Regions from separate parts of the Homo sapiens genome. Here region 2 is linked to region 1. Evidence: chromatin loops called from intact Hi-C (ENCODE). Cell type or tissue: endothelial cell of umbilical vein. All regions are shown on one strand. Links, peaks and the distances in the headings refer to the core of each region. The heading gives the core; the rest is flanking DNA.

What was found. Hi-C counts contacts between places; a loop is a spot of excess contacts. Peaks named below come from ENCODE experiments on the same cell type or tissue, not always from the same donor. Only the 100,000 strongest peaks of a DNase experiment are listed, where the experiment ranks them.
Region 2: a loop joins it to region 1, with 2.6 times the contacts of the local background. A loop is called at or near these places in 3 of 110 quality-filtered maps.

Annotation. Positions count from the first base shown.
Region 1 is chr13:79,382,192-79,399,576 of GRCh38, reverse strand. The region is part of intron 1 of RBM26 (RNA binding motif protein 26); the gene reads left to right. It also overlaps the pseudogene RNA5SP33. Among named protein-coding and RNA genes, the nearest start is that of RBM26, 15 kb to the left of the region's middle. RefSeq lists enhancers at 6,261-6,310, 6,321-6,380. In endothelial cell of umbilical vein, for the core only: a CTCF peak has its summit at 8,099 (motif pointing right); DNase peaks (open chromatin) are centred at 5,586, 6,166, 6,506 and 8,116; H3K27ac peaks cover 614 bases.
Region 2 is chr13:79,304,967-79,322,351 of GRCh38, reverse strand. RBM26 (RNA binding motif protein 26) reads left to right here. Exons shown (of 22, transcript NM_001366735.2): 21 at 1-3; 22 at 1,642-3,484. The coding sequence ends at 1,731. Among named protein-coding and RNA genes, the nearest start is that of RBM26, 93 kb to the left of the region's middle. RefSeq lists an enhancer at 14,385-14,886. In endothelial cell of umbilical vein, for the core only: no CTCF peak of the experiment used is centred there; DNase peaks (open chromatin) are centred at 9,721 and 10,701.

The DNA.
Region 1 (17,385 bases), core at 3,935-11,934:
TGCCTTTAAGAAAGCTAATGATTTGCTTTAAATTATCTTTTCCATTTATATCTTTCTACTTTTTATATGAGTCTTAATTTCAGCAAAGCTGAACTTTCGTGATTCACTGTCATTTTTTTTTATTGTTTCTTTTTTCTGAAACTTTACTGTTTCTTTTTTCTGAAGATTAGTAGTGGGCACCATTTATTGAGTGCTTACTATTAATATATGTTAATTGTTATACATTCATTGTGTGCAAGATAGGTGTTAGGAAGATGAATTAGCATACTTTATTCATAGCTAGTAAGTGATGGAGACAGGATCCAAAAGAAGACATTTTGATTCCAGAGCCTTGTTGTATTATGGTGTACTGTCTTTATATCCTTTCTTTGTGTTGAAGTCAAAGATCAAGTGTGATTCCAGTTCTTCCAGAAAGCTGCCTATGATCTATCCAGCTGGGTGAAGTGACTCCTCCCACCATGACTCCTCTCTCTCAGCACTGGTTTCAGTTGTCATGACACTCATCACTTGTACATTAAATTATTTAGTCGTGTTATTTTAGCTTTATTATTAGAGTCTCAGGCCCTTGAAAGCAGACTCCAGCTCTTAAGATTTAACTATGTTCCTGTTCATTATATACATTATCTAGCACAATGCTTTGTGTGTAGTATATACCTGATTATTAAATGCGTTAGTTGAAATTTCAAGTTTGTGTACCTAAAACCAAGGGAAGAGGCAATAATTTGGGTAAAACTATAGAATCTACCCAACTTCAGAACAGCAGATATGTGAGCTATTTGAAGATTAAGTAGTCTTTGGGTCTACTTCTTTCCATTTTTACTCCTAGCATCTTCAGTTTAGGTAAAGCTTAAGTTCAGATTTTTTTTTTCTTTGAGAGGGAAAGGTCATTGAAGTATATTAATATTTACTTGTTAAAGTATTATTGAATGTTGCTATGTGCAAGATTGCTGTCTCCATAGAGCTGCACATAAAAGAATTATAGTAATTCTAACCTGATGAATTTTATAGCTGGTAGAAGAGTTAATAGTCTATAATTATTGGTTAAAACATTTTTCTTTATTTCTTTATCCCCTTAACTTGTGATAAATTGACTTTCATAATCACATTTTGCTGCTGCAATCTTATTTGGCCTTTCCATCTGAATGCTGAGTGGTTAAAATGCATTTAGCACTTTTTTTCTGTATGTTTTAGCACTTCCTTATCTTTGGCTGACAGTGCTTCTCAAAATTATTTTACATGCTTAAACTGAGAGATAGGGACTGTATTATGAGCAAAATGTAAAATATTCCCATGTTAGTTATGTACATAACCTAAGCTTGAGAATGACTAACTGAAGCTTGAGCTAAATAGCTTGTAAGATTTTTTTCCCTCTTCTTGCTTCCTTTGTGCCAGAGAAAAGAATGAATGAGAGAAATGAATGAATGGTAAGCTGTTCCTACTAGACTTACTCATTACTCTCCTACTACTTTATTTCTGTGGAAAAAGTCTTTTCAATTTACATGCAGTAACTTTGAAATAGGTAAAAGTTTATTTTTAACTTAGGGTTTTATTAGTATCTTTTATGTGTGTATTAAATAATGGAGTAAGTTCAAGATCTGTTACTTAGTGATTCTTCTTGAGATATTTTACCTATGTAGAAGCATTTCTTTTGTTATTTTTTTCTGCGACATGTTTTACAAATGCTTTTAAAATTTTGATTTTCTGATTTTTATTGTTAGTATATAGAAATATATTTGTATATTGACGTTGAATTCTGAAATTTTACCAAGTGTACTTATTCTAGTAGCTATTTTATAGATTCTGTGGAATTTTCTTCTACCAATCTCATCATCTATGAGTAATGACAATTTTCTGATTTTTATACCTTCATTTCTTTTTTTTTTTTTTTTTTTTTTTGAGATGGAGTCTGGTTTGTTGCCCAGGCTGGATTGCAGTGGCGTGATCTCAGCTCACTGCAGCCTCCACCTCCCGGGTTCACGCGATTCTCCTGCCTCAGTCTTCCGAGTAACTGAGACTACAGGCACGTGCCACCACACCCGGCTAACTTTTTTTTTTCATTTTTAGTAGAGACGACAGGGTTTCATCGTGTTAGCCAGGATGGTCTCGATCTCCTGACCTCATGATCCGCCTGCCTCAACCTCCCAATATACCTTCATTTCTTATCATGCTGGCTAGAAGCAATAGTACAATGTTGAAGTAGTAAGAGTGGACGTCCATGTCTTGTTTCCAGTCTAAAGGGAAAGAGATTAAATGTTTCAGTATTACTGATATTGGCTCTAGGTTTTTAGTAACTGCCTTTTACCAGATTGAGAATTTTTTTCTTAATTTGCTTAATATTTTTGTCATAAAAGGTTATTGTTAACTTGGCTAACTTCTTATTTCTTTTTCTTTTTTTTGAGACAGAGTCTTATTCTCTCACCCAGGCTGGAGTGCAGTGGTGCAATCTCGACTCACTGCAACCTCCACCTCCCAGGTTCAAACGATTCTCAGGCCTCAGCCTCCTGAGTAGGTGGGACTACAGGCGTGCGCCACCACCCTTGGCTAATTTTTCGTATTTTTAGTAGAGGTGGGGTTTCACCATGTTGGCCAGGCTGGTCCTGAACTCCTGACCTCAGGTGATCTGCCTGCCTCAGCCTCCCAGTGCTAGGATTACTGGCATGAGCCATTGTGCCTGGCCAGTTCTTTTTCTCCATCTGTTGAGACGATCATACAGATTTTCCCGTTTTTTTGTTAATATGGTGTATTACATGGATTGCTTTTCAAATATTAAGCCAATCTTGTATTCCTGAGGTAAACCAGGCTTGGTCATGTTATATTATGGTAGATTTGATAATATTAAAACAAGTGGAAGTATTCTATCCTCCGTTTTTCTGAAAAAATTTATTTAGGGTTCTATTTTTTTTTCCTTAAAATTTTTGGGATCCTTCACCAGTGAAGCCATCTGGGACTGAAATTTTTGTTGTGAGGATTTTTTGGTTATAAAATCAATGTCTTTAATAGGTATAGGGCTGTGTAGGTATTTCTGTTTCTTCTTGTGTCACTCTTGACAATTTATGATATTCAAAGATTTTTCTGAAGTTGCCAAATTTATTGACATTGCATTGTAACCTTACTATTCGTTTAATAACTAGGATTTATTGTGATGCTTCCTTTCCCCTTTTTAATTATACCTTTGGTTGCTCTTTTATTTTCTTAATCAATTTTGCTATTAGTTTTTCAGTTTTATTCAGCTTATTAAAGAACAATGTTAACTTTTTTTTCTATTTTCTATTTCAGTGTTTTATTTTTATGATTCCCTTTTAAAACACTTTGGGTTTAATTTGCTGTCCTTTTCCTCTTAAAGTGGAACCTAGGTCGTTGGTTTTACACCTTTCTTTCAGTTATTTTATGATATTGTTCCATTGCCACCGTCCTCTGTTGTTTCTGGTGAGAAATCTGCTGTCATTTGAGTCTTTGTTCTCCTGAATGTAATGTGTCTGTTTTCCCCCTTTGACTACCTTTAAGATTCAATTCCTTTTATTTGGTCAGCAGTTTGACGATGATAGGCTTGTCTGTCTGTGTTTATGTGTTTTATCCTTAGATTTGCCAATTTGGATCTGTGTTTTGGGTCTTTCATCGGTTTTGGAAAGTTCATTGGTCACTATGTCTTCAAAATTTTTCTGCCCCATTTTTTTTTCCTCTTTTTCTGAGACTTTATATTTAGTTCCTTGTATGTTAGATTATATGATATTATCCTGAAAATCTCATGTATGTTTTAAAAAATTACTTTTGTCCCTTTGCTTTTGATTTGGATACTTTTTATTTTCCATTTTTTTGTTTGTTTGTTTGTTTAGAAACAGTGCCTCACTCTGTTGCCCAAGCTGGAGTGCAGTGGCATGATTATAGCTCATTGCGGACTGGACCTCCTGGGCTCAAGGGATTCTTTTGCCTCAGTAGCTGGAATGGCAGTCACACACCACCACACCCAGCTAATTTTTTAATTTAATTTTTATTTTTTTTTGTAGAGATGGGGTCTCACTATATTAACTAGACTTGTCTTGAACTTCTGGTGTCAAGTAATCCTCCCAATTCAGCTTCCCAAAGTGCTGGGATTATAGATATGAACCTCTTCCTGTTTTCAAGTTCACTATTGTTTTTCCTCTACCGTTTCCAGACTGCGAAGGAGAGTTATTTCTGATTCAGATTTTTTATTTCTGGATTTTCCCATTTGGCTCTTTTTAATAGTTTCTGTGTATTCACTGAAGTTCCCCACCTCTCCATGCATGTTGTCCACATTTTCCAGTAAATTCTTTAGCATTTTTATCATTATTGTGAAGTCCCCGTCTAATCTATTATCTGGACAGTCTCTGAGTATGTTTCCATTGACTGTTTCGTCTCATGTAGATCACATTTTCTTACTATTTTGTGTTCCCTTTAGTTGGTTTTATGCTAGATCTTTTGTGTAAAAGGACTGTAGAGACTGAAGTAAATAAGATTTATTTTCAGTAAGGGGGCATGCCTTTTTTTTGTTAGGCCACTTGAGTGGAGGCTGAGTCAGTTGCCCTGTAGTCTGATTGGTTCTGGGCTTTGTAACAACTTTCGTTTGATTCAGTTCACCATTGGCTTCAAATGCTTTGAGGGCAGAATGAGAATTTTCCCTTTGGGGCTGGGTGCCGTGGCTCACACCTGTAATCCCAGCACTCTGGGAGGCCAAGGTGGACGGATCACCTGACATCAGAGGTTCAAGACCATCCTGGCCAATGTGGTGAAACCCCGTCCAAACTAAAAGTACAAAAATTAGCCGGGTGTTGTTATGGGTGCCTGTAATCCCAGCTACTCAGGAGGTTGAGGCAGGAGAATCGCTTGAACCCAGGAGGCGGAGGTTGCAGTGAGCCAAGCTGGTGCCACTGCACTCCAGCCTGGGCAACAGAGCGAGACTCTGTCAAAAATAAAAATAAAATAAAATTTAGCTAATTGCTACAAGGGGGCTGGACTTCCTTTTGTTCAAATATGACCTTGAAGGTCTTGATGCATGTTGAGAAAGGCACGGAATAGAGAAATGGATGCTACAGAAGGAAGTTGGGAGGAAGCAAGAGAAATACTCATGGAAAGCCTTTATATGCTTCCAAAAACGGCACTTTGATTCCAGAGGGCAACGTTTATTTGCCCTCTTGACAGAAAGTAGTAACCTCTAGAGGACTTAGGGCTTGAGGTAAGGACTCGCAAATGGCAGAAGAATTTCTCTTCCTACCAAAGGGGTGCTAACTCAAAAAGCAAGTAGGTGGAATCATTGAAGGGCCAGAGTGAGCCTTTATGGAGGTTGACAAACTGCTTCAAAAGCCACCAGAAAACTCAGCCATGGGGCTGGAATGGAAAGCATATGGTAAGTCGTAAGGAGCTAGCAGAGCGGCAGTTCCAGTTAGTGTTTGTCCCCACAATGTGCCAGCAGAGGGGAAGGTTGGAGGTCATTTGAGCTGGTAGGGTAAGAACAAGTACAAATCTCAGGGGATATCTGCGGGGGATCCCGGCTTTGCTACTGTGTAAACACAGTAAAAGCCGCAGGCGCACAAATAATAGGAAGTGTGTGTTTAAGAAGTCACGTGGCATGTAGAGTGAAAACAGAGAAGCAGACTTGCCCCCAAGGTGAACAGTCCAGCACGTGCACAAAGCCATTTCAGAACACACACACACAAAAAGAATAGGCAGTGCAGCTTCTTGGAGAAAAGCTGATTTTAGTTGAAAAAACAGGAAACCCCAAGCACTGCACGGTTTTAGGCTTTAACCCTATCATTCTCGTGAGCCTCCTGCCCAGGAGGGCCATTAGTGCCTCAGGTCCACTCGGTGCAGACCCCAAGGTCCTTCCCACCCCCACAAGGTGATCTCAGTGGTCATACGGGGGGAGGAGAGCCACTTGTGACCAAGAGGAATTGTTCTGAGGGTTGATTAGTAAGCCAGACAGCGAATGGGAGAAGAAAACTGTATGGGGGTTGAATGTCTCCAGCCGAAGATGGTACTGTGTACAGGTCTCTTACAAGTAGGGAATGTACTCAAGTCATGCGGAACTGATGTATGTTACCTGCTGCAAATCCATATGGATCTGCAGCAACCTCACTTCTTGTCTCAGAAGAAAGAATTCGACCGAGGAGACATAAGGCAGAAGGAGAAACTGAGGCAAGTTTTAGCGCAGGAGTGAATGTTTATTAAAATGCTTTACAGCAAGAATGAAAGGAAGTAAAGTACACTTGGAAGAGGGCCAAGTGGGCAGCTTGAGAGATCAGATGCCCCTGGTTCCAGGTTTTTGAATTGCTGGGGAGATCTTTGTTCTTAACTCCTACCTCCTGCCTTTATGACTTTTGGAACTGTTTTTCAGCATTGTTGCTCCTTTCCTTGTCTTTTGAATGGTAACCCACCCAAGAATGCCTCAGAGGGGTTTCACTCAGCCCTTGTGCTCTACACTCAGACTTTGTTAGCTGGAAGCTAGTAGTTCCTTGGTAATCTCTTGTAGTTCTTCCTTGCTCCCAGAATTACTCATGAGTCTTTGGTTAGTAAGTGTTGATGAGTGGCTGTAGACTCACTTTGTGGCTTGTGGTACTTCTGATTCTAATCTCTCGACAGCATGTGTATATGACTGCTAAAAGATGATTTAAAGTTTCGCTGGTTTCTCTGTACCTCCATCTATGGAGTCAGATTTTTCTTCCTGACTTTCCACCAGGAATGAGAGTAAACATGAGTTTCTTTGCTCTTCTGAAGAGTTTGTCACTTTCTAGAATATAGTTAGTTCATTTACAGATTTTTTTTTTTTTTGGTCTTCTCAAGCTTGTTGGGTTTTAAAAAATACTACAGTTTTGTAGTTAAAGCGGCTTGTTTCTTGTTGGGGTGAGAGCAGTGGTCTCTTGTGATGTTCCACATCCAGCCCGAGGTGGAATGGCTAACATAGTTTTAATGTGTGTTTGTTTTATAAAAGTTAGGTTGAAAAATTTTTCCTATGTTTATTTATATATATAAATATATATAAATTATATATGGATAACATATTTTACATATTAATTATGTTTATATATAATATATAACATATAATTATATAACTAATATATTAGAATATATGTGATTTATGATGTAACCATTACATATATAGTACATAATACTTACATAATTATTGTATATAATATATAATGCTCCAGAGATTAATTTAATAATTTAAGAAAGTAAGCTTTTTTCCTAAAAAGTAATGGTTACATCATAAATAATATATAATGTAATTATATATAATTACTAATTATATATTACCGTTATACAATTAATTATATATTTTATATATAATTAATATATAATTATATAATAATTATGTATTATTGTATAATATATAATTATATAATAATTATGTATTATTGTATAATATATAATTATATAATAATTATGTATTATTGTATAATATATAATTATATAATAATTATGTATTATTGTATAATATATAATTATATAATTATGTATTGTATAATACATTATTATATAATTATGTATTATTGTATAATACATAATTATATAATAATGTATTGTATAATATATAATTATATAATAATGTATAATATATAATTATATAATAATGTATTGCATAATATATAATTATATAATAATTATGTATTCTTGTATAATATATAATTATATATAGTGTTACGTATTATATATTTTTTCCTGTTGATTGTTCATACACTCCCTAGTTTTTCTGATACATTGTTGGTTTCTTAAAAAGTTGATTTGTAGGAGCTTTTCATGTATTAGGGAAATTGTGATATGATCTGCAACTTTCTCTTTCCCATACTGACATTTATGTTTTGATTCTGCTTATGGTAATTTTTCTAATATAGAAATGCTTCGGCTGGGTGCGGTGGCTCACGCCTGTAATCCCAGCACTTTGGGAGGCTGAGGTGGGTGGATCATTTGAGTTCAAGAGTTCGAGACCAGCCTGGCCAACATGGTGAAACCATGTCTCTACTAAAAATATAAAAATCAGCCTGGTGTTGTGGTGGGCGCCTGTAATCCCAGCTACAGGGGAAGCTGAAGCAGGAGAATTGCTTGAACCCAGGAGGTGGTGGTTGCAGTGACGCTAGATGGCGCCACCGCACTCCAGCCTGAGCTACAGAACAAGACTGTCTCAAAAAAACACACACACAAAAAGAAATGCTTCATTTTATGTAGTTGAATTTATCCTTTATTTCATGGGGTTTGGATTTTCTATTGTAGTCATAGTCAGAAAAACTTTCCCTATTTTGAGATGAAGTTACTGCCAGTGATATTATAGCGAAAGCTATCACTAGTTGTGCTTACTGTATGCCAGCATACTAATTGGGTTACCAGTCAATTAATGAACTCTAATTGACTATATGCGTGCTACAAATCATACTGTGACTTACCACGAGAAGTCAGTGAGGCAAAATGGAAACCAGTCACTGTATTTTCTCAAGTAGTATCATCCATGTCCTTTATGATCTTATTTTTAAAGAAAATCCAGGTATGAAGTATGGATATAGCCTTATTTATGTATTTTTATTCAGATGCACACAAAGTTATCTCTATAAAACTTGACTGCATAATCCATGTTTTCCCAGGGATTTGAGATGCAACCTTAAATAGATACTAAGTTCTTATGTGTATTTGGGTTTATTCTAGACTTTTTATATATTGATCTATATCTTTTACACTATTCTCTTATTTTTGGTGATGAAAGGCTAGTCCTCTGTCAATAATGTTCATTTTTAGAATTTTCCTGCCTGGTTTTCCTTGACTGCCCTTGCCCTACAACTTTATTTTGAAAATTTTGAATATACAGAAAAGTTGAAAGAATTTTACAGTGACATACCCGTCATTGAGATTCTACCATTAACATTTTAGTGTGCTTGTCACTATTATCCTTTGGTTCATTTCAGAGTAAATCGCAGATGTCAGTGCACTTACCCCTAAAGCATGCATACCATGCTTTACTTCAGTACTTTAGTTTTATTTTAATTTTAGAATACAGATACAATCAAGTGCACAGATCTTAAGTGTACCATTTTATAGTTTTTACAAGTGTATACATTTTTGTAACCCAGTCACCTGTTAAGATAACATTACCCTTGCCCTGGAAAATTTACTCATTTCTTTTCCCATGCCCCCACCTACCTCTAGAAGAAAGCAGTGTTCTGCCTTTTTTACACTATATATTAGTATTACCTGTTGTAGAACTTTTCTGTCAGTGGAATCAGAGTATTATTTTGAGCAAGGCTTTAATGTGCCTGAGATTTATCCATATTATTGCATATATCTGTAGTTTGCTTCTTTGTATTGCTGAGTAGTATTCTGTTGTCAGAATCATGGTATATACAGTAGTTAACAATAATAATGCTCTCATTATTGTTAATTTGACACAATTTCTTAAGTCTTACTAATTAAAAATAGTACATGATGGTTCTAATAAAAATTTAAACAGTGTAGAAATAGAAACCAAAAATCAGTCTTCTTATTCCTTTCTGATTCTCATATATAAACTTGTAAACATATATCTGTAAAAATATGCATGTGCCACCTATTGATGAATATACATGACTTTTTTTCATAGATAGAATCATTTATATGTTGCTACTACAACTAGTATTTCCAGTAACACTGCACATCATCCCATAAAAGTATACTGTTAGGTAGATTCCTATTCTTTCCAGTGGTTCCATAGAATTCCATTATGTGAGTGTATTGCACTTTGTTTAAATAGTGCTTTATTTATGATGTAATTATTACTTTTTAGGGGAAAAAAGCTTATTTTCTTGAATTATTTAAGTACTTCCTGTATGTAGTCAAGGAAAACTTACCAAAAGACTTTGACTTGAAAAGCAAAATCCTCTTTACGTTTCCCATCCTTGAACTTTTACTGTTAATATGTAGTTTTTATGCCGTTACAATGGCTGAAATCCAGTGTTTTTGCATGACCAAATCATCTACGGCCATACCACTCTGAACACCCCTGATCTCATCTAACTTGGAAGGCAAGCAGGATTAGGCTTGGTTAGTACATGGATGAGAGACTATAGTTTATGTAACCATTCTGTTCTTATTTGTCATTTAGGTTGTTTGCTTTTTTCTTTGGCTTTCCAAATAACTATTTTTTTTCCCGTTTCTTTTTTTCTTTAACAACGCAACTAGTACACTGTTTTTGACTTTTTAAATAACTCTGCAATGAACATCTTCCTCTATGTGTATGTTTGCTTTATTCTCATTAGTAGAAGTTATTTTCTAGAAGTCAGCTAATGCTGCTGTTGGAGGCTTTCTTAGTATTAAGTATACTTTCTTGGTTTAAATCTAGTACTTCAGAGGAACTTGTTTTATGATGTTATGTATTGCATTATAAGTAGTTCCTCATTTTGTTTTTTGTTTCAAAGAGCCATTTTAAAAGAAGTTACGGGAGATAGTGTGTCAGTGTAAATTCTAGCCTACTTTTGAGTTCTGTATATCTCTGCTCCATACATTCTGCAATTATTTATTTTCCATTTTACAGGCAATTTAAAAGTTGATAAAAAAATTTATAAAATCTTAAATGAAGTCACTTATAAATGAAAAGTGTTTGAATGATTATAGATTCCACATAGCATTAATATATACTTCAGCCGGTCGTTTATTTGTTGCTCCTTGTAATAGTTATAAATGCAATAACAGGTACTTTGAGGCCTGTAACTTGTGATCTTTTTTGGACATATTTTGTAAGAAATTGTCATTGTGACGTTTCTTATTTGTTACTATTACTTTCTTTAATGATCTCAAGTGCTTATCTTACCTTTTTAAAAAGTTTAATTTTTTATAGTAGCAAGCAGACTGAAATAGGTAGAACTTATTTTTGAAAACTGCTTTATAAACTTGCAGTTACCAGTCTCTAAAGTTGTTAATGCACTTACCTAAATTGAATCATGTTAAGTTTGGATGCCTGTGATGACATTAAACAGCCAAATTGGAGGAACAGTTAAGTTCTGTGAGAATACATGAAGTTTGGAGGAATCGTGAGTATACATTGTGATTAGGAAAAGGCTCTTGAATCCACCTAGCCTCTGTGGGTTTCAGATGTAGAGAAAGTTTTATTGCTATACTGAAGTGATTGGACAATTTTGGAGCTATATTATGAGATGTGGGGAAGGTTAAAACAGGAGTTACTTGATCCAGTCTCTTTTTAAGAATGTTGCTTGCTGGGCGAGGTGGCTCACGCCTATAGTCCCAGCACTTTGGGAGGCCCAAGTGGGTGGATCACCTGAGGTCAGAAGTTCGAGACCAGCCTGGCCACCATGGTGAAACCCCATCTCTACTTAAAATACAAAAATTAGCCAGACGTGGTGGTACATGCCTGTAATCCCAGCTACTGGGGAGGCTGAGGCAGGAGAATTGCTTGAACCCGGGAGGCGGAGGTTGCAGTCAGCTGAGATCGCCACTGCATTCCAGTTTATGGCATGTAGAGGTTTGATTAGATAAAACGTTTTGAAGACAAAGGAAGACTAGTTAGCTATTTCTTAGTCTAGTTTAAGAGTGAGTTGTGAAATGCCTGAATTTAGATTGCTATAATGTTGGTAATTAGAAGCTCCTTCTCAATACATTGTGATTTGTTCTAGGGAAAAGGCAGGCATAGTTATCTGTAATACCAATGGGAGAAACAGTCAAACATACCAGTAGTTGCTATGTAACAGTGGTAGAAACAATGTACAGAAATTATATAGGTCTGGCAATTTAGGAGAAATACACAAAATGTTTCTATTAAGTAGAATTTATTTATGCCTTCTAAGGGCTCAAAATTTGGTCATGAGTGCTGAGGAAATGGGATTCTGTGACTCTTTAGAAAGACATAAAGAAAAAAAATTCTCTTGAAGATTCTAATGCTATGTACTAAATTATTTTGAAATTCAGTTAACTAAAAGTTACTGGAATGGGAAGGGAGAAAGAGCGCAAGGTGGTGAAAGCCAAATATTTTTTCACAAAAATGACCCACTTTTTCAGATCGTATGGTTCAGTGCCTTTTTTTTTTTTTTAAATGAGTAAACTAAAGCCTAGAGAAATAAAATGCTAACGCAGGATTATATAACTAGTGAATAAAGCAGAAATAACACCAGACTGGAAATCTGAAAATTGTTTTTTGGAGTACAGTTCAGTGCTTTTCTTCAATACCAGACTGCTTCATGGAAAGGCTAACAATTTGGCTTGGGACAAAGTAGGTTTGAAAGGTAATATAGGACTTAAAATATAGCAACCAGAATTTAACTAAAGTATATTTTTAGGGGTGATTATAGGCATTTTTTTTTATCATAGTTCATTATTTAGTAATCCCTTAACGATTGTTAGGGTGCTTGGCAGGTTAATAAAGTGTGTCTTATTTGTAATTATATTTATTTGTAATTATTTCTAGTTTGGCAAGTCAGCTGTTAGATGAAAAAACTGAAGCTTAGTTTGCTTAGTCTTAAGATTCATGACCGGAAAAGTGTCCATAATAATTTCTCATTTTTAAAGATAAATTTTGGCATGACTGTGGTAACCGTATCAGAAAATTTTGGTAGCAATGTTAGAGAAAGACTTAGAAGTGAATCTCTAACATATATAACCACACAGCATTAGCCAGACCTTTTAAAGAAATATGAGAAAAAGGTTAAAGGCTTAATCGACTCAGCCAAATTTATCCAACAGGATGATAGAACTAGGTTTTTTGTATTTCTAGTTTTAGTGCTATTTCTTTTGGATAATTTTGCCTTTTTGGTTTTAAAAGAAAATGTTCACTAGCCTCTGCTCTCTCATTTTAGTAACCAGAGGGATGGGTTACCTGAGATCTGTTGTTAACTAGACAGAATGTGAGTAATGGAGTGGGGGTGGCCTCTAGAACCAGTCTTTTCTCAGATAACTCAATTCTTCCTCAACTATGAATAGGAATTAAAAAAAAAAAAACCCTAAATATGAAGGTTAGTCATGGGTTACCATATTGCAGATACACCTTTTTTTTTTTTTTTTTTTTAAAGAGAGAGTTCTGTGGCTTGATGTATAACCATAATTATAACCACAACTATCTGGGCTTAATTTGTCATTTGGGCTGCTGCTGTTTGCACTGAACAGTACAAACTTTTACTTTGGTTTTGTTATCTGACTATTGGGTCTTTGACACTTAATGGGCACTTCTTTTTTTTTTTTTATTTAATTTAGAAGTTATGTAACTTCTAAAGCTATGGTTCTCAAGTGTGATATCAGGATTCCTGGAATTTCCTGAGAGCCTTTCATGGTGTCTATGAGGTCCTTGTTTTTCCAACTATGTATCTGTGTCAGGTCAGGTTTTCTTCATGTACTTCAACCAGTATAACATGTCATAACAGACTGAATGTAAAAACAGATGTAAGAATCGGCCTGTCTTCTATTAAGCCAAACAAAGGTATTTGCAAAAAGTGTAAAACTTGGTCACTCTTCTCAGAAAATTTGTATTTTATTTTGGAAAAATAGTTTTTGTGTTTTTTTTTTTAATTTTAAAAATATGGTATTTAATTTCAGGTGAGGCTATTTATCATAGAGCTCTGCCTATCCCTGACCTGCAGTGGGGATATGACCTAAATGGGGAAGATGAGTCATTTTCAGAGGCCAGTACGGATGCTGGGGGAGAGAAGAGTAGCCTCCTTTTTCTGGTTTCACTAGCTGTTAGAATAATGTAAGCTGGGAACTGCTTGGGGGCCATCATTTTTGCCACACATAGAGAGCATTTCTGAAAGTGAAAAATGCAGAATAGAGAGTCCTGGTGATATGATTTGAACTCCTGGATTCAGAAAAAAAGCCAGCCCCACATATGGGCTTCCTGTTTGTTTGCACATAAATTCTTCTTCTGATTACTCAAACAAATATAGAGAGTTTTTATGCTAGTTTTAATGGATTTATTATATCAAACTAAACTAAATTTTTTCTCAATTTTAATTCTTGATAAATATTGATATAACTCTTTTAAATAAAAAGCTGTTTGGAGTGGTTCCTATTTTTAAAGCATAGAGGGCTCCTGATACCAAAAAGTTTGAGAACCACTGTTCTAAAAGTAAGATGGAATCATGCTATTTCTTGGAATGATGTGGGGGAATAAAAGAACTGGCCAATAGTTTTCAGTGTTATAATTACATGTATTGTGATACATTTTGCAGTGATGAAGAAGTATTAATAGATTGTGTGATGCTCAAGGATGGATCATATTTAGATATGCTTATATTTTGATTTTATTTTGTAGAATGAACTGGGTGTATAATAACTCTTAATGAGTAGTCTTTGCTGTAACTAATTACTGTATATAAGTAATCTATTTTTGCTTTCTTGTTTGAATTAAGTGAAGCATGTAATAAACTACAATTAAAATTTTCAATGTATGTATTATGCTTGCTGCAATGAAATTTGGATTTTTAAAAGAGTAATTCTAAGTACAGAATATAAAATCATGACTTTGATGCAAATTAGATATTTTTCCTGAATATAAAATGAAAATTTGGAAAGAACAGACGTGGGTGCATATCCGTGTTCTAAAGTTACTCAGTTAACATATTTAAATTTAATTTTTAATTCCCACTACCACCTCCAGCTTCTTTTCAAGATTACTGAACATGGAAGCTTGGGTTAAATTCCGTGAGTTATATTCTACTGAATTTCTAAAGTCTCCAAGAAACTCGTGCAAAACAAACTTTTTGAAATATTGTATTGGAGTATTATAGCTTTCTTTACGGTCTCATTACTGTTTTGAAAATCTGAAAAACTAAAACACACTATGGGTGTGTTGGGGGATTAGTACAACCTTTATTTCCAGAGGTGATTTGTTTCTTGTTAAGAATATTTAGTTTTTAAAGATATTTTATTATAACATTTGATTTTCTGTATTAATTTGGCTTCTGTAACTTTAGTGTGTGTACTTCCCTCTCCACCCCAGATATAGTTGGAAGAGAATGACCTTCTTAGATGGTCACTTCTATGCTTTTAAAGGGTATGCATGAAGCTGGAAGTCTCCAACTGAACTGTTTTTAAAAACAAAGATGCCAGCTGGGCACTATTGCTCTCACCTGTAAATCCCAACACTTTGGGAGGCCGAGGAAGAAGGATCACTTGAGGCCAGGAGTTCGAAACCAGCCTGGTCAACAGAGCAAGACCCTATTTGTACACCCAAACAAAAATTAGCCAGGTGTAGTTGTGTGCACCTGTAGTCCTAGCTACTGGGGAGGCAGCGGTGGGAGGATCTCTTGGCAGGAGTTCAAGGTTTCAATGAACCATGATTGCACCACCGCCCTCCAGCCTGGGTAACAGCAAGACTTTGTCTCTAAAAAAATGAAATGAAAAGAAAAAAAAAAAAAAAACTTTATTAGCTGTATCCTTAACACAGTATATTCAGGAATTGACAAAGTTTTATTTTTATGCCTTTAAAATCATTGATGTGAATGACTTCATAGTGATTTGGAAATTTAATTTGCCAAAGCTCACTGAAGCAGTTAATTTGAAATCCTTGGAGAATTAAAATTGGAAACCCCAGTGTTCGTGAATGCTCACTTTGCTCCATTTCACTGGACTCCTGTCCCTCATATGTGTCAAGAAGGTCAAGTAGGCCTTAGGCTCTTTCTGATGGGTTCCCTTGGCCTGGGCTTTTTAAAATTTTTTCTTTTCCGGATAGCCATAAAGCATATTTGCATTCCATTTCCATTCCTATCTAAATTCAGATCCCTGTTTAAATGTCCCTTCAACAGAGTCCTTCCTTGATGATCTTAAATAATACTTGTTTTATCTTTTCTGTTTTCTTTCTCCTTACCTTTCTTCCTTTCTCCTCCTTTACACTTTATCTTTTCAACCTGGATTTTTCCTCAGAGCACGTGTCTACATGACAATACATACTATAAACGTATGTTTGTGTAATATGCATATTGGTTCCCCCCACCCCCCAATGTAAATTCCGTGGCAACAGTGATGTTTCTAAAAGTTGTATTTTCAGGATCTAGAACAGTGACAGAGTAGGTGCTTTTAAAATTTTCTTGAATAATGAATGCGATATTTGGACGATAATCACTAAACCCAACATACTTATTTTCTTATTTTATTCATCAAACTTTATATGAAGATGAAAGATTCCCTGACAGAAATGAGCCATTGATCTAGTGAGACATATATTTGTATGTATATTCTCTCTCTTAGTAACTATTAATATGTTTCAGATCTTTTGTAGTGTGTATTTTATCTACAGTGTAATTTTTAAAAAATGCTTTTCTATTACTAATATATGTAGATCAGTAATTGAACAGACTAATGTGTTATTTTATATTTCATATATTTGCACAGTATCTTATGAACAGATTTAAACCTAATGATTTTACTCATTGATACTTGTGTGGGATTTACTATCCAGTCCAGTGCTTATTTGCCAAGAGCTGTTCAGCCTATGCTTGAAACCATTCTAATGAAGGAGAACCCTCAGGCAGTTTATTCTGCCTTTGGGAGGCCTCTGATTATTTTAAAAAAAAAAAGCCTATCTCTATTTTAAGCCAAAACCTGTTTGGCTGCTTCTGCTTACTGGCTTTAGTTACATTCCTTGGAGGATATATTGGACAAATGTAATCCTTTTTCCTTGTGATAACTTTTCAATTATTTGAAGACTTACCAAGTTCTCTCTGACATTTCAGTTCTCTAGGCTGAGAATCCCTAGAAAACCATCTAATAATGATATCCATTTACCATCTTGGTCATTTTCTAAGAATCTGTTTGAGTTTGTTTATGCATTTATAAAGGTGGAACCTAGAACTGAAAGCACTAACACTCTACTGCATAGGAGAGCAGCACTCTTTCCTGTCTAGTTCTCAGTTTTCTGTTTTATTGCATGTTTATAATTTATGTTTCCCCCCCAGCCATTTCACACTTTCATTTCCTTTAACTTAACCGTTTACTAAAGTGCTTAAGTTTTCACCTTCTATTTGCCTTCTACAAATGCTATTGTTGAGTTAGATCTCATGCCTTATTTTGTAGTTTTTGCTTTTGTTTGTATTCTGCTCCCTCACCAGCCCCAACACACACACAGAAGAGTAATTGCAGTTGGAGCACTTGGTGATCATAATCATACTTTATTGGCAGATTTTGTTGTTTGTGGGAGCTAAGAAATACTTTTCAAAACTTGATTCTTTTTTTCCCCGATCTATAAGGCAATTTCAGGTCTGCTTTTTCTTTCACACATTTTCAGGATGCTAGCAGTATATAGCAGGGGTAAAGAAAAGTCTAGCTCTGACAAGATATAGATCATTCAAATTACAAACCTTTTATCAGCAGTGGCAACTGGTAAAGTACCTCGAACAATCTTGCTAGCCATGGAGATAATTTTTAAAAATAATTTGCTATATGAATATAGTTTTTTTAATTAGTTAATTTGAATGT
Region 2 (17,385 bases), core at 5,944-13,943, 79 kb after region 1:
GAAGTATGTTATTTTTTTTCCACTTATTTTTACCCTTAATCGTTCATAGCTTTTATATAAAATGTGATTTTTATGGCCGTGATTTTAACATAAAACTTTTATTCCTGACCCATAGTCCAGGCAGGGGATATCAGATAAATGCAAACAACTTTAAATTTTCTGGATAATGAGAAGAAATGTGGATTGCTAATTCAAAAAGAATATATGAAAATCATATATATATACTCAATTTTTATTTACCCTTAGAGACAATGATTATTCATTAGATTTTTATCCACAGGAAATCTTGTAATATTTTAAGTTTTAGGATAATCTATTCTCAGTTGCTTTATTAACATTTCAGCTTTCCTTTATTTTAATTCATTTATCATTTTAGTCATTAGAATGAATGCCTGTTATATGGTAGATACTGTCATAGGCACAAAAATGAATAAGACACGGTCCCTATCTATCATCAAGGAGCTTATAATCTGAAAAGGGGGGTGGTGGCAGACACATAAGAAACTAGTTACAATAAAAGGCAGACTGATAACGCTGAATAAAGATTTGAACAACATGCTCTGGAAACTCAGAGGAAGGAGTGATTGTTTCCATCCCAAAAATTTTAAAGGAGGTATTGATAGTGGAACTGGGCCCTAAGCAGTAAAACAGCTTCATAAGCTAGAACTGGAGCTGGTAATATAATTGAGAGGTATTTTAGATGGAGGGATAAGCATCAGGAAAAATGAAAGTGTGCATTTTTCTTTGAGTAACAGCAGTTAGTCTGATGGCTAAGAGGTACGGGCCAGTGAAGTGTTAGAGGCCTTTGAAACCAAAAACTTAAAAGTAAGCAACTCTTACTTAATCACAAAATAAACTTTAGGAAAAAGTTTAAGTTAATAAATAAAGGTAAGGTGGGAAAACTAAATAATTCCATGTTTTACCTTCATAATGGCACTTCATTTTGTTTGAAGAGCATTTCAAGGCTGTTATACATATCCATAGTCAAATGCAAGAATAAAAATGTATATTTTGAAACTCATATACATGATTTGTCATTTTATATTTTAGATTATACCTTTGTCCTTCCATGAGTTTGAATTGAATGGGGAGAAAAGCAGGAGAGCTCCTGGTATTAGGTATTTTGAAAAGTTTGAAATAGCAGTCTGAGAAGTGTTTATGAAGGGAATGGGGAAAAGAAAGGAATGCAATAATAGAAAATGTTTGTTGCATACAGCAGAAAATAAATATAAATATAAATCTTGGTAGAATTTTATACAAGTCATTGGTTGATTTTAGTATTCAAGGTTAGGAGGGTAAATTAGAGAAAACTTACTGTTTTCTTTTTTAAAAAGTTTGACCAATATTTTAAAGGTACAGAAGATGGCGTAATTTGCTAAAGAGAGGCAGGAAAAAATGGCATGTACAAAGGCTTTATTTGATATTTGTTTAGTGTGTTTCATGCAAGCAATAGAATAGATCATATAGAGAAACCATTGAGTGGTTAAATGTTGCTTTTCTTTGTTTTGTGAATGTTCTAGCTATAAAAATACCTTTTGTATTCAACTCTGTTGAGAGAGATGAGTATTTAAAAGTGTCACCTTTTTTTTCTTTTCTTTTTTTTTTTTTTGGGTAAATTCCTAAATACATTTTAACCTAAAGTTTCAGGAAGAGTCTTTGGTGGATGACTCATTACTTCAAGATGATGATGAAGAAGAAGAGGACAATGAATCTCGTTCTTGGAGAAGATGATTTGACTGATCATTGATCTGCATATGCTAGAACTCTACCTGTGTTTCATTAGTATTATCTAATGTACTTTTACATATTTGTAAAAACAATTTTTGGTAAAATGTGATGAAGATGGATTTCACAAATAGACAAAAAAGAAGAAAACTACCTTCTGATCTTGTATTTTGAAAGATTGATGTTTGCATTTTACTTCAGTAAACAATTGCTAAAGACATCACACTAGAAACATATGCAATGTTTTTATTACATACTTCTACTGGACATCACAGAATTCTTTGGGTTCTTTGTAATTTAATGAATAGGTCTGAAAACTTATGACCAATACTTGTTATAACTTAGAGGACTTTGTTTTATTCCAAATAAGGAATGAATTTGCATTTAAAATCTTAATGAATGTTTTCAAAACTGAATAGATAACATAGTACTCTAACTAAAGTCTCCAAGTTATGTATTATAATATTACATAGTAGTATGCTTAGGCTTTACTATGTATTAGCCTTTTGTTGGACTGTGTATGTATTTTACCATATGGGTTTTAATGATAATGGTGTATGACTGCTTTACATGAGTCCTTATGCATCCAGATGTTATAATAAAGTGGAATGGTCTCTTTAAAAAAAAAAAAGGAAAGAAAAGAGAAAAGCAATGACAAAAAAAAAAAAAAAAAAAAAGCCAAGACAATGTTCCTTGATTTAAAAAAAAAAAGAAAAGAAAAAAGAAAAGAAAAAAATTAAAATAGACCATTCCAGATGGTGATCTACCCTTCCCCCCAATTATCACAAAAGGAGCTATAATCACTAACTTATTCTTAATAATAATGGTTACTGGTACCCTTACAATAATGTACAATCCAATGTTTAAAAATTATACCACTTGAGTTTGGTTTGATCCTATAAATTTTCAACAAATGTCTTAAAATTTAAAAGCAGGCTGATTAGTTTGGAACCAGACTGCAAGTAGAGCTAACATTTGGTGAATAAGAAAACATCACATTACATTTTGGATGTATGAAAGAAAACTTGACCATTTGAAGATATATGAATAAAGAAATGTACTATAGATACTACTTTAGGAAAACACTGTTTGGTAAGTGTTCCAGTCTGATATTTTAAGTGTGTACTTCCTATACTTGTATAAAAATCTTTGATGTTTGCAACAATACTGTGATTTTTTTAAGTGGATTTCTTTTGCAAGTGAACATGATCATTGAAAGTTGATATGGCAGTTTCCAGGAAATAAATGCATTCTTTGTAGAATGGGGGTGGGAGATTACATATTTATATTTTCAAATTCATCATTTTGATTGCAAGTGTTTCTGCCTCTCTTGAGATTATAGTGATAATATTAAAAAATCACATTTAAAAAATTACTTTCTTCCATATTGGGGTCCTCACAATCAAAAGCTGTTGTTCCACCACCACCATAGTCTTCTGCCAGTGGAGTAACTTAAGGATGCTGTTCTTTTTCTTCTTCCCCATACACCCCTAATTGGGGTTGAAGTTGTGTGTATTTTCTTGATGGTAACACTATTTCATAGAAATGCTTTGCCTTGCAATTCGTGTCTACGTTTATATTTAAAATTTCAAAATCAGATTTCAGTTGTCAAAATAGTGACTTTGCTCAAAAAGTCACTATTTTTACTTATATATTTAAATCAAAGATCTATTTTTATGTAGTCTCTTGTATGTTGACTATGTGCTATTCTGATTCATTAGGTAAGTTTGTTTTCTTTTCTTTTTAGTAGTCGTGAAAGGTGCCAAATTGGCAGAGGCTCACGTTTCTTCTCTTTACACCAAACAGGTATTACAAAGAAAGTAAATCTTTCAAAGGCCAGTTAAATCTCCATGCTGATTTTTGGCTTTATAATTTGATTAGTATGTTTTAGCCTGATATTTCAAAAATTATAAAATTCCCTTACAATGTAACTGAAAATACATATTCTGTTTATTTCAGTCCATGAATAGCTAATCAGTTTTCCTAGAACTTAAAATGTTTTAAGCCATGTTGCTTTGAATGAATCAGAAGACAAATATATTTCAGCGTGATCCCAAAGAATGGAGATTAAATCTTACCAACATTAATTAGGTTTACAATTATATTATTCATAGTATTAATATTATTTTAATTATAAATATTACTTAGTATTAAGTTGCTACTGAATTTTTTACTTGTTTATAAATACTAGCACTCTACATGTACTTTCATATGTTTTCATTTAAAACTTAGGAAGGAGTTGTTCATTTCCATTTTATAGATAAGGAAACTTAGGCTAATAGAGATGGAATGATTTGCCCAGTCATAGCTAGTGGGTGAAAATAGATTTGAATGCAAGCATTCTGATTTCAGTGCCAATTTTTTTTTTTTTTAACTCTACGTTGATGCTGCTGCTTTCCTAATTATTGATGGAGTGGAACATGAGATTGTGTTTATAGTAAATATGGTAGTTCTTGCCTCAAAGATACTGCACAAAATTAGCAGACTACTTGGTCATTCGCCAGTTCATACTTATACCCTCCCTTTTAATACAGCACTTTGTTCATATCTCTGTTACAGTACTTACATTGTAATATAATTTATCTGGTTTATGTCTGTCTTCCCCACTAGATTACAAGCTCCTCTAGGAAGGTGGACCATGTCTTATTCATCATTTTATCTTTAGTGCTTATCACAAAGCCAGGCTTATAGTGGGCACTCAAATGTTTGTTGGATGAATTAATGAATGAATGAATGCATATTTAAATATCCAATCATAGAGTGACAAATACCTCCCTTGTTAATTCTTATCAATTTTCCAAAAATCTCTTGAAGATCTCCTCAGTCACTGGGAGCATTTTGCTAAGCAATTGATACAGTTTGAGTTTGTCACTTGTGGGGTTACAAGTACTGATGGAGGTATACACATATGTAGGCTTAGTGGAATTTCCACAACATTTAGTAAGGCATTAATATTTTGGACTAATAAATGTTGTCTGTTTCAGAGGTAAAATACACTTTTGGTTTCTGTCAGTGTATATGATTAGAAATGCTAAGAGCCACCAGTCTAGTCCATCCCACTAATTTTTATATCCAAAGGTGATCTAGTTTAGAATACTAGACAAGGTTTATATGATATTTAGTTTTTGGTCCCAATTCTGCAACTAACTCTGTGGCCTTAGACAAGTCTCTTGCCTTATCCAGGGCTGTTTCCTTGTCTGTAAAATAAAGAGTTGGACTAGATGATCTCTAAGGTCCCTTTTACATCTATAGTTTCCTTGGTACTATATTAGTGTTTGAGACAAAACAATTTAATATATCTAAGCCAGTTCTCCCTGTTATCGTTGTTGTTTTCTATCATTTTATCATTGGAAACAACTTGGATTTGGTTATGGTAATTTATATGATGCCTCTTGGTACAGTTTTGTGTATAGTGTTCCTACATGCTTGCATTTGCCAGTACAAATTACATTCAGCCTATAAAATAGAGATGAACTTCTGTATTCACCAGCACTTCCTTTTTCCAATTGTAACTTTTCATTTTCCTTCTAAATTCAGAGTTTTAAAGTAGAAGTACTTGCTAGTAATGCAGATAGAGTCAGTTCTCTCACCAATATGGATTTAAATTGTCCTTTCCATCTCAGTTTACTCTTTTTTAAAAAAAAAACAAACCAATATGCTACCTGAAACTAGAAACACATTTTTAATTCTGCAGCTCTCCTAACAGATTATTTTGCTTTAGTACAGAGCTGGGCTGCAGGCTGAGTTGGGAGTTGGTAAAGGATTGAGGACAGCAATGTAGGTCGCCTCTTCCTACAGGAAAAAATTGAGGAACGTTGTGTATTACTGGTTAAAAGATTGATTAGGATTATTTCAAGGGATGGTTGAGTTGTCGTTTTACTTATTTCACCCAATATTTTGTGTCTCTACTTAAGCAGTGTTGTTTTAAATGTTACTGGATAATTGTAACATAATCAAATTAAATTTTATATTTAACTGATACCCAAGCATTTGATGAAAACATGTTGCAGGAATGGGAGAGTATTCCATAGCTTTTGTTTTATTGTGATTTGATTAAATGTGACAACTAATAGTTTAAAGACAGGACTTCACTGTTTTAGCTGATTTCCTGTAGAAAGTGTGGCTAAGTTTAATTGAAAGAAATGTCTTCTTACTAGAACTGATTTTGGGGGACTTTATCCACTCTTACTTGGAACACTAACTGTTGGCTTATAAGGGTTCAAAAAGGAAGCAACAGTTGCTTATTTGGCATGTTGAAATATCACTGGCTATTTTAGAGTATGAAGCAAACTTTATCAATATGTTTTCTTTTCCCTCCTTACACACAATGTAGACTGATAGAAAATTAGTTTTAGTTCTTCTAGAATTTATATAAATTTTGTAAGCTCCACCCAACACACACACACACACACACACACACACACACACACACACCTGCCCCACTTACAAAAGTCTATATTAGCCTTTTAAAACAAAAATTTCCTGCGTGAAATTCTGGCTTAGTTAACTTTTTGGTCTTTCTCTCGGGGCTTTTCTTGTTCTTATAAAATACTGTAAATTACAAATGGAAATTTAATGCAGAATTAAATTTCTAGTGTACAATATTTGTAAGACAAGAAGAAAATTTCCTTTTCCCAGATCTCAGGAACTACCTTGTTCCTGTTAACTTCTTGAACTGGCTAGTTGCTCAAAGGTATGTATACAGGCCTTTAGGGAAGAGCAGTTTTTAAAATTTTCCTTTCTGATCATTATATACCTGTCAGATGACAATAGATAATCTTCCAAAGTTGCTACTTAAAAATCCTAGGAAAGAAACTTTGGTGAACATGACTGCCATTCCCATTAATTGCTAATGAAAAACATCAAACTTGCTTAGTAGAAAAACACCTAATTTGGTATAACTTTCTTGCAGTTTATCCATATTATGTGCTTGTTACTTAATGTAATTAAAAGCATTTTAAAATTCTACTTTTTTCGTATCCACTTTTTATACTTGCTACTTCCTAAATCCTCCCTCACTGTTTATTTCATCCATCTACTCATTTCCCATCATCCAAAGTTAGCCTCTCCTTGTATACCAGGCACTGTCTGATTTCCATGTATTCCTTTTATTTTTACTGTGGGCCTTTGTGCTTAGTATACTTTTACTTCATATAATGTGATTAACAAATGAAGTGATTATCATATGGAGTTTAAGGAAATTAGATGTATCTTGCAATTACTTTGAAATCTTTGGGAAACCTTAAGAAGATTGTATCTGTTTTCATTTTTATTTACAACATCTTGGAATTTGTTCATGATTTCCTAAAATTTCTTTGCCTACCCACATCTCTGTGAAAATTTTCCATATCAGTTAAGTAGTTTTCGCAATGAAAATTTTAGACCATAGATATGTTGTATGCTGTGATCTTTTGCAGCCTAATGTTTGAAGGGAGTATGATGCAGAGAGGTTTTGGTAAAATCATTTTAGCCCAAAGCTTTGTGTAATTTTCCTGCAACTTTGATTTTGATTTCTTTCTCAAATAGACTTTTTTAATGTTTAGAAAAGTTGGAGGTCAATTTATGATGTGATTCAAGTTTTAGATTTATTTGCTATTTTCAAAGTTTTTTTTAATAGTCTTCTCTTTTTCCAGCAGAGAGAGATCATCATTGCCTGAATTTAGCTTTGTGACTGCAAGAGCAAGACCAGTTCCTGTCTGGAGACGACTGTTACAATAATATCATCCTATTATTTTATGTTCACTCTTTATCAATTTGAACAGATGTTTACATGTACTATAATTAGCATTTTATCTCTACAGTTCTCTAAGAGTACATCTGAGTCCAAAGTGTATCTGAATGTGTGCTCTGACCTTATTCTTAAATGTTTTCTCCCCATACTTTATAGCCATTTATTTTTTAAACACCTTAAGAAGGAACGAAAAAGTTCTCTTGGATGACGTATATTCAAGTCTGAGCCAAATTGAGGATTGTGTCTAGGAAATCTGTAAAGCCATACTACTGTGTTCATTAGCATGAGCAATTTAAAATGAAAATGAATTAAAAAGTTAAACATGAGTTTGGTTTTAATTTTGGGGGGATCTTAAGATATATTTCTGGGAGTAGGATAGCCACTGAAAATAATTTTGAATAGATGATAAAGTACTTTTTTATGTACTGTAATAGCTTGTGCATTTCTTCTGAATATACTTTCTGATGTTGCCAAGGTCATTTACCCAAATATTTTTTTAAAAATTCTTAGCCCTTCAAAACCAACAAAGAAAATAATTTTCTTCCAAGTGACAAATGATGATCTGTGGATTATAAATATTTTAAAAATTATATGTCTTAACATAATTTTTTCACATTTTTTTGACTTTCAATCAAGACATCGAAGACGACCTTTAAAGCAAGAGGAAATAGTGTTGTGTGCCTAACATTGGTAAAGACTAGTTTTTAACCATTTTAAGAAGTGTATGTCCAAATTATTTATAAGCAGTATGACTTAATATGGCTTAGAATTACTTATAAAGAATCTGATTAAATCTCATCCTAAATATGTAGCCACAATATCTTTTTTATAATGGGACTATAAGAAATGTTTGCACTTAGTTTCTGAGTATTCCTTCATAGATTCTCAGGAGGCATTTAAAAAGTTGGAAGCTATACTTGGTAGTAACTATATTAGAAAAGTCCAATTGACACTGATTTTTATTCACCCTTGTTTTATTTTTATCCAGCCATACTACCTTTATCACTTTTTTTTTTTTTTTTGGTGCAAAGCTTAACATTCTGCAAACTTTTTTTCCCCTTGAGTATGCATTGCATTTGTCATGAAGAGTAAAAAGAATGTAATAAACACATCAGTCATAATGTAAATTAACTGTTTTGATCCACATTGGTTGGATACAGCATGGTTAATTCTAGGCTTGGTTAAAAATACATAATTTGGAAAGTCTTCTAATATTTTAAAGACCTAGTAGTTTACAAGGCCTTTTTTTGTTGTTGTTGTTAGACTTTTGGTTCACATTTACAAACTAGCCACAGGGTGTTCATAAATATTTCCCCAAATTAGTTGAGTATTTTTAATTGTAAACAAAGAATTTTCTGCCCCTACTACACTGGTTTACTGCTAGGGTAAAGACCATTGTCTGAAGACACTAAACTTGGTGTTAACAGTGTTGATTGTTTAATGGATATGGACTACATGCCACTACCTGCAACTTTGTCATCCTGGAGTTTTTGTTTGGTTTGGTTTGATTTTTCACTTTTTGCTTTTAAAATTAAAAACAAAGCAAAACAAAATTGAAGATACCATTGAGAATCAGAATTCAAGATGACTTGATTCTCACTAAGATCACTGCGCTTTTTTAAAATTGCTTTGAGATCTAGTCAGTTACATATTTAAAATCCCCGTGTTGATTAGAGATAAGGTTTTCATTATTTTATTTTCCTAAATAGGATTCTCATGGAGCTATTGTAGATAACTGTACAGAATCACTTTTGTGTAATTGAATGAAGCAGTTTCCTCTGCATGATTGCATAATGAAAGCCTTTTATATATCTATATTTTTCAATACTTAGATTTTACACTATTAAGCTGCTCTAGTCATGCTATATTTGTTTTTTTAATAGAGTTTATAAATATTTATGCTCAAAATACAGATCAACTGAATATTTTTGGTCTTGTTTACAAGATAAATCATACTTTAAAATGATACAGGCCCCTCAAGTGTCTTAGGAAAAAGTCATTGGTGCTATAAAACCTTTCAGTATCATTTTTGAACCCATTGTTCAGACTTTGCTAGGTTTTAATCTGATTCCTTGTGATTTATTATAATGTAGCAGCATACTTATAAAAGTGGTCTGTGCTGAGTCAGATAGAGAGCCCAGCCCATTAGAAACACATCATAATTTAAGAATATGATGCAGAATGCCCTTACACTTATTTGTGCCCAGCTTCCCAAAAAGAAAATTGTTTTGTTAAGAGGAAGGCAGTTAATTTGGCTAGAATCCAAAAACTCATTCAGCATGGCTGTTTTCCCTTATTTCAAATGAAAAACTTTTCTAATACTAAAATATGTAATCCTGCTTTGCTTTAAATTCCCATGTCTGTCACTCAACAGGAGGCATAGTGATTCTTAAATATTTACGGAACATTTGGTGAGTTGTAAAGAGAAGTATTATTGCATTGTAGGTTTTTGCATTGATGTGTCGATTTTTTTGTTTTGTCCCAAGATTTCCTTCCAGCACCTTAATGAATGTTCATATGATAGAATGTTTTAAGTATCAGCAAAGCATTCATGGATGCCTGCTTTTCATTCTCAGAAGGCTAAACCTGTTTTGGGTATGATGCTACTTCAGAACATATTGTCTGGCACAAGATTTCTTCTAATAAGTGGTTTATTTAAACTCAATTTCGGTGGACTGTTGAATTGAAAAACACCAAAGGAGTCTTCTTGTCTGGAGACTGGATTGTTCCAGTTTTAAATACCTGTGCCCATAAGTATCCCATTTCATGAATGTGTGTTGGCATGGGGAAAAAATTTCCCTGCTCTTTGAGTGGAGCGAAAGCAATTGGTTAAGCTGTAGCAGCTTTTTTGTTTATTTTTTTAAAGTAATAATAAAACTTGAACTGAAAAAAGATAAAACTTGAACTAGAATACTACTCTTGTATGCTTAGAATGTTTATAGTGTTAAATGTTTATGTGGGGTTGTCAACATTTTTATTATTTATAGTTGAATTATGTTTTGTTAAATCCATATTGTTTATTATTTTTATATTTTGAAAATTTTTAAAATAAAAGTCTTACTAAAAACAGTTGTTAACGTTTTAAAATTGTCCTACATCTTACATCAGTTAATTTATACTAGAAAAAAATTGCATTCATTAGGCATTACATAATTGAGAATTCTGAAAATGTTTATACGAAGAAATGACTCCACATTTCCTCTTCCCCTCTTTACCCTCCATTTTCAGTTGTATTAAGTCAATCTTGGCACCAGTATGTCACTGGCTTTATGTCTCCTCCTTTCACAGATACATAAATCCTCATGATCCTTCCCCCAAATTCCTGACTCCTTTCCTGCTTGGAAGTTTTTCTCTTTATTCTGCTTGGCAGCCAAAAAATTCTCTTTATCATAAGTGATAAGAATAAAAATACTATTCTGATGTTAAAGAAGGAATGCCGTAGTTTCTGAAGTGAAATTGGACACAAAGTGCTTATAGTGTCAATTTGCAAAGCCGTTGAAAGTTTTCAGAACTTCTGTAATTTCCACAGTTCATCTGAGCCATTTCTTCCCCCAATCTGATTTGGCCTGCTTTTCCAGCATTCAGCATGTTCATTTCTTATTTAATAGTTTTATTGAATGATGAATGTGAATTATTTCGATTTTCATCGCATATGTATCTTCTGTCATCTAACATGGTAACGTGACACTGCTTCTGCAAGAAAATACATTCTCATCTACAGATACACAAATTTTGATAAAAATCTAGTTAAAAGATCTAGCAAAGTAGAGGACTTTGGTTAATAATGGTACAATTATTTTAAAAAGTTATATGTTTGTGTATAGGCACACAAACATGTATGGCCAGCCCCCGTGGAGTATTTGCAGATTAAGCATGTTGTCAGCCTTCACTTATCTGAAAAGTGTTTCTGCACAATGAAGGAATTTTTCCTTTAATCTTTTTCATCATGTAATATTGCGGAGAAGCTAAAAATTTTTAAAAGCGTGGAGGTACTGTGATAGCCTGTCATTTATAAATGATCTCTAGACATTTTAAAAATGGAATTGTATAATTTTTACTGCCTTGTAACCTTTTTTCCCTTATGATATTGATACTATTTTTAATGGTCCCTCCATTATTTGAAGATGAATCAATGTAATGAATCAATTCTCATTTTGGGAACTTAACCTTTCCACTTTTTAGTATAAACAATGCTGTGAACATCATGCCTTTAATTATTCATGATATATTCTCAGAACTTCCTGGTCAGTATATATAGTTTTTAAAACTCGTGATACATTTTGAATTTTCTTTTACAAAGCAGATATGTATAAATAAGTAATAATTGTGCTTTGTGAACAGCCTGTTATTTTCTCTGAAATACGTTAGAACTTAACTGAATTTATTCCATATTCATAACAGAAACCAAATTATGCCTAATACAGTAGTTAAGCTCTGCTGCAGTAGTGACACTCTTATGGATATTTTCCACAATATGTAATTGCCAGGATTTTGTATACCATAGCAGATTTTTTTTTCTTGAAACTACAGATGTTTTATAAGTTTTCAAGAAACTCCATAGTCTCATCATGAGTCTCTATTGAAAGGTATGGGAGATTATTTTTATTAAATAAGGTAAAATAAGTGTCAGAATCTGGACTGGAATTTTCATTTTTCATACTATACTATGAGAATTCACAGAGCCGCCAAATAAAAACTCATAAAAACGTCCCCATATTTTTAATCAACACTCCAAACACCTTTTCTCCAGAAAAGCAATTTATGTTTTCCCCATGAAGTTCATACTGATACAAATAAAGCATCAATTGGCCTATGACAATAAAACTAGATAATGGGAAAATAGTTTTTCCATCTTTTTTTTTTTTTGGTCATAAACAGAAAAGGCTTTTTTTTTTATTCCTTTTTTTTCTTTTGAGGCGGGATGTCATTCTGTAGCCCAGGTTCGAGTGCAGTGGCTTGATCTTGGCTTGCTGCAACCTTGACCTCCCTGGGCTCAGGCAATCCTGTCTTGGCTTCTCAAGTAGCTGGGACTATATGCATACAACAGCACTCCTGTCTCATTTTTGTATTTGTCGTAGAGACGGTTTGCCATATTGCCCAGGCTGGTCTCAAACTCCAGCTCACGTAATCTGCCTGCCTCAGCTTCCCAAAGTGCTGGGATTACAGGCGTAAGCGGCGGTGTCCGGTTCATTTTTGAAAGCTTAATTCATTTCATTGGAAAGAAAATTTCTTGTAAACCATGAATATTTTCGTTAGCTATTCATATAGTGGCCGTGTTTTTATTCAAATGGAAATGGGAACATTTTGTACGCATATGACATTACTTTCAATATTCAAGGGTTTGCAATACTATGACAGTTTTCTTAAATTCTCAGTCTTTGTTTCACTTTATAAATCTAAGATGTGTATTATTGAAGCAGTAGTACATTTTATATTCGATGCTCTGAATCATGAAACTGATTATCTAGTATGCAGTGTATTTGTTTGGGGGATTTTGAATTTAGGACATAGGTTAATGAAAAGACCATTTCGTACTTCTGATTTTTAAGAAGAAAAAGTACAGGTGACAAAAAAGCCTTTGAAGTCTGACATTTTTGAACTTTTAATGTTAAAATGTTTTTTATTTATCCCAAAGATATATAAATCAAATTTGTCTGGAAATACAGGTGAATATTCATAATGTCAAGAACATTTCAAACCAGTTTTTAAAGGTTGTTATCTATGACTTCAGACTTGACAAATTTCCAGTACTTTTTAATTGGAAATGTTAAGAAATTCACACTGCATAGTGTAATCACCTGGGGAGATTTTTAAAATCCCAATGCCTGGGTCATGCTACATGCTAATAACATCAGAGTGTCTGGGGATGGAAGAATTACTGGAGAATTCTACCAAATATTTAAAGAAGAATTAACACTAATTCTATACAATCTCTTCCAGAAAATAGAAAAGGAGAGAATACTTCATTTTATGAAGCTAGAATTATTCTGTTACCAAAAGCAGAGACAGCACAACGGTAGAAACTACAGGCCAATATCCTTATGAATATAGGTGTGAAAATCCTTAGCAAAATATTAGCAAGTAGAATTTAGCAATACTTTTTAAAGACCAAATAAAGGTTATTTCAGAGATACAAATCTGGTTTAATATTTTAGAATTGACTACTGTATTATCAGGCTGAATAAAAGTAAATCACATGATTGTATCAGAGAAGAAGCACTTGACAAAATTCAGTGTTTGTGATACAGAAATGATAAAACTTCTTAGGAAATTAGAAATTAGAGGGTAACTGCTTCAACTTGATAAAAAGCACCTACAAAAAAGCTACAGATCATGTTCATTAATGATGAATGACTGAATTACTTCCCTCTGATAGGAAAACAAGGCAGAGATGTCTGCTTTTACCACTGTTAATTAACATGGTGCTGGAAATTGTAGCTAATGGGATAAAAAGCAAAAAGAAAAAATAGAGATTGGAAAGGAAGAGTTAGAACATTAAAACTCCCTATTTGCAGATAACATTGTCTACATACAAAATCCTATATATAAAATAAATGAGCTCAGTAAGATTCCAGGATAAAAGATAAACATACAGGTCAGGCGCAGTGGCTCGCGCCTATAATCCCAGCACTTCTGGAGGCCGAGGTGGGTGGACTGCTTGAGTATAGGAGTTCAAGAGCAGCCTGAGCAACATAGTGAAACCCTGTCAGTTTCATGACTATGCCAAATGTCATGCCCAGGGTCAGGTTCCAGCCCATGCTGAGGTTCAAGGGAGTGGGTAGATGAGCAGAAAGAACCCTTGGGGAACCAAAGGCAGGTGAAAGATGATTTTATTCAGCAGCAGCTCTCATAAACAGCTCTCTCCGCCCTGTCTCGGCTGCTTAGTCAGGCAGCCCACACACACAGCTGTGCGGCCAACTCTCCCTTGCCTTCAGGGTGAGCAGCTAAACTCTCTTTGGGCACGAGCAGGCCAAGCTGTGTCCTGGCTCCCCTCTGTCTGTCTGCAAAGACAGACAGCTTTGGCTCTCTGTCTTTCTCTGGGTACCAGTGTGCCTCCACAGTGTTAACAGGGCAGTTATATATTTTACAGGCAATAGTGGCATAGAGCCAAGTGATGAACCTTCCCTATGTTATGGCTATGGTGGTGAACTTCTCTATGTTATGTCTATGTGGCTATGATAACAAGTGGAATTATACACCTGCACTCTAGACTCGCTGAGTCACTCTGGATGTTTACTTCAGCCTGTCCTTGACCAAAGCACTTCCATGTTCCTTACACCACCTCTACCAAAATAATACAAAAACTAGCTGGGTGTGGTGGAATGTGCCTGTGATCCCAGTTACTTGGGAGGCTGCGGTAGAAGGACCACTTGAGTCCAGGAAGCAGAGGCTGCAGTGAGCCATGATCGCACCACTGCACTCCATCCTGGGCAACACAGTGAGACCCTGTCTAAAAAAAGCAAAAACCCCCAAACAAAAAAAGATAAACATACAGAAATAAATTATAGAAGTGAGAAACAGAGTCGTGCTTGCTAGGCATTATGAAGGTGGTGGGGGTGGGAAGGAAGTAGGTGGGATTGTAGAAGGGCGACAAGAGGGATCCTTATGGTGATGGAAACATTCTGTATCTTGACTGTATCACTGTCAGTATTTTGGATGTGATATCGTACTACAGTTTTGCATGACAACACCATTGGGGGATATTTGGAAAAGGACACATGGGATCTCTCTGTGTTATTTCTTACATCTTTGTGAATTTAAAATGTCTCAAAAAGTTTAATTTGGAAAAGAGAAAAAAGTAATCAAAGGCAGAATAACAGCTAACTAGCAACATATTGGACATGCAGAAATGCCTTGGAGGGATGTGTGCTCCCTGTTAAGAATGAACTTGGGAAAGCAAGGATTGGAGGTATAGAAAAGGAATAAATTGAGTTTGCTCACCTGAGAGTTTCTGGAGGCACTGCAAACTCATTTCTCCCAATGGTTTCACTGCAACCTGTGCCAGTAAGTACCACATGCATGTTGCTTCTTTTATTCTTTCACCAGTATTGCTAACTGAAAGAGACTCTAGACTGAGAAATGACAGATCTCATCTACCTCAAAAAGGTGGATGACAATGAAAACAACTAATGTTTGCTTTGCTCTCTCTGCCTTTAACATAGATCAGGAGGGTTGAAATCATCCGAAATGGGAGGAGACAGAACAAACTCATAACTGTAAATTAAATTCTCTGAAGGAAAGAGACAGTGTTATGGGAGTGCAAGGCAAATGAACCTGACCTAGGATGATGTGAGAAAAGCCTTCTCATAAGTTCAGTTGAGATCTGAAAACTGAACAAGAGTTTACTAGGGGGGAGCATATTCTTGATACAATGAACAGTTTGTGCAAAAATATAGGGGGACCAAATATGGTGCATTTGAAGAGCTGAAAGGCCAGTGTGGCTGCAATGCAAAGACATAAAATTTGAGAATTATTGATATGGAAATCTAAATATAACTGATAGGTAAGGATTGGACTCTCTAGAGATCAAATATAGAATGAGCAGCTCTCCATTTAATCTAGGTAATATAGGCTAATTCTGCAAAGAAGAAGTAGAAGGGGCAGCCAAAGAGGTAGGAAAAAAACAGGAAAGGGAGTTAAAGAGGCCAAAGTAAAAAAATAAAATGGCTTTAGGAATGAGGGAATGATAAACAATGTCAAGGATTGCAAAGTAAGATAAATGAAATGCAAAATATACCTTGGATTTTTGGATAAGGAAGCCGTCGGTAACCCTGGAAGGTGGTTGTTTTGTTTTGTTTTGCCTGCTTGCTTTATGATGATGATGATGATGATTATTATTATACTTTAAGTTCTAGGGTACATGTGCACAATGTGCAGGTTTGTTACATATGTATACACGTTCCATGTTGGTGTGCTGCACCCGTTAACTTGTCATTTACATTAGGTATATCTCCTAATGCTATCCCTCCCCCTTTCCCCCACCCCACGACAGGCCCCAGTGTGTGATGTTCCCCCCCGCCTGTGTCCAAGTGTTCTCATTGTTCAATTCCCACCTATGAGTGAGAACATGTGGTGTTTGGTTTTCTGTCTTTGTGATAGTTTGCTCAGAATGATGGTTTCTAGCTTCATCCATGTCCCTACAAAGGACATGAACTCATCCTTTTTTATGACCTGCATAGTATTCAATGGTGTATATGTGCCACATTTTCTTAATCCAGTCTATCATTGATGGACATTTGGGTTGGTTCCAAGTCTTTGCTATTGTGAATAGTGCCACAATAAACATATGTGTGCATGTGTCTTTATAGCGGCATGGTTTATAATCCTTTGGGTATATACCCAGTAATGGGATTGCTGGGTCAAATGGTATTTCTAGTTGTAGATCCCTGAGGAATCGCCACACTGTCTTCCACAATGGTTGAACTAGTTTACAGTCCCACCAACAGTGTAAAAGTGTTCCTATTTCTCTACATCCTCTCCAGCACCTGTTGTTTCCTGACTTTTTAATGATTGCCATTCTAACTGGTGTGAGATGATATCTCATTGTGGTTTTGATTTGTATTTATCTGATGGCCAGTGATGATGAACATTTTTTCATGTATCTGTTGGCTGCATAAATCTCTTCTTTTGAGAAGTGTCTGTTCATATCCTTCGCCCACTTGTTGATGGGGTTGTTTGTTTTTTTCTTGTAAATTTGTTTGAGTTCTTTGTAGATTCTGGATATTAGCCCTTTGTCAGATGGGTAGATTGTAAAAATTTTCTCCCATTCTGTAGGTTGCCCATTCACTCTGATGGTAGTTTCTTTTGCTGTGCAGAAGCTCTTTAGTTTAATTAGATCCCATTTGTCAATTTTGGCTTTTGTTGCCATTGTTTTTGGTGTTTTAGTCATGAAGTCCTTGCCCATGCCTATGTCCTGAATGGTATTGCCT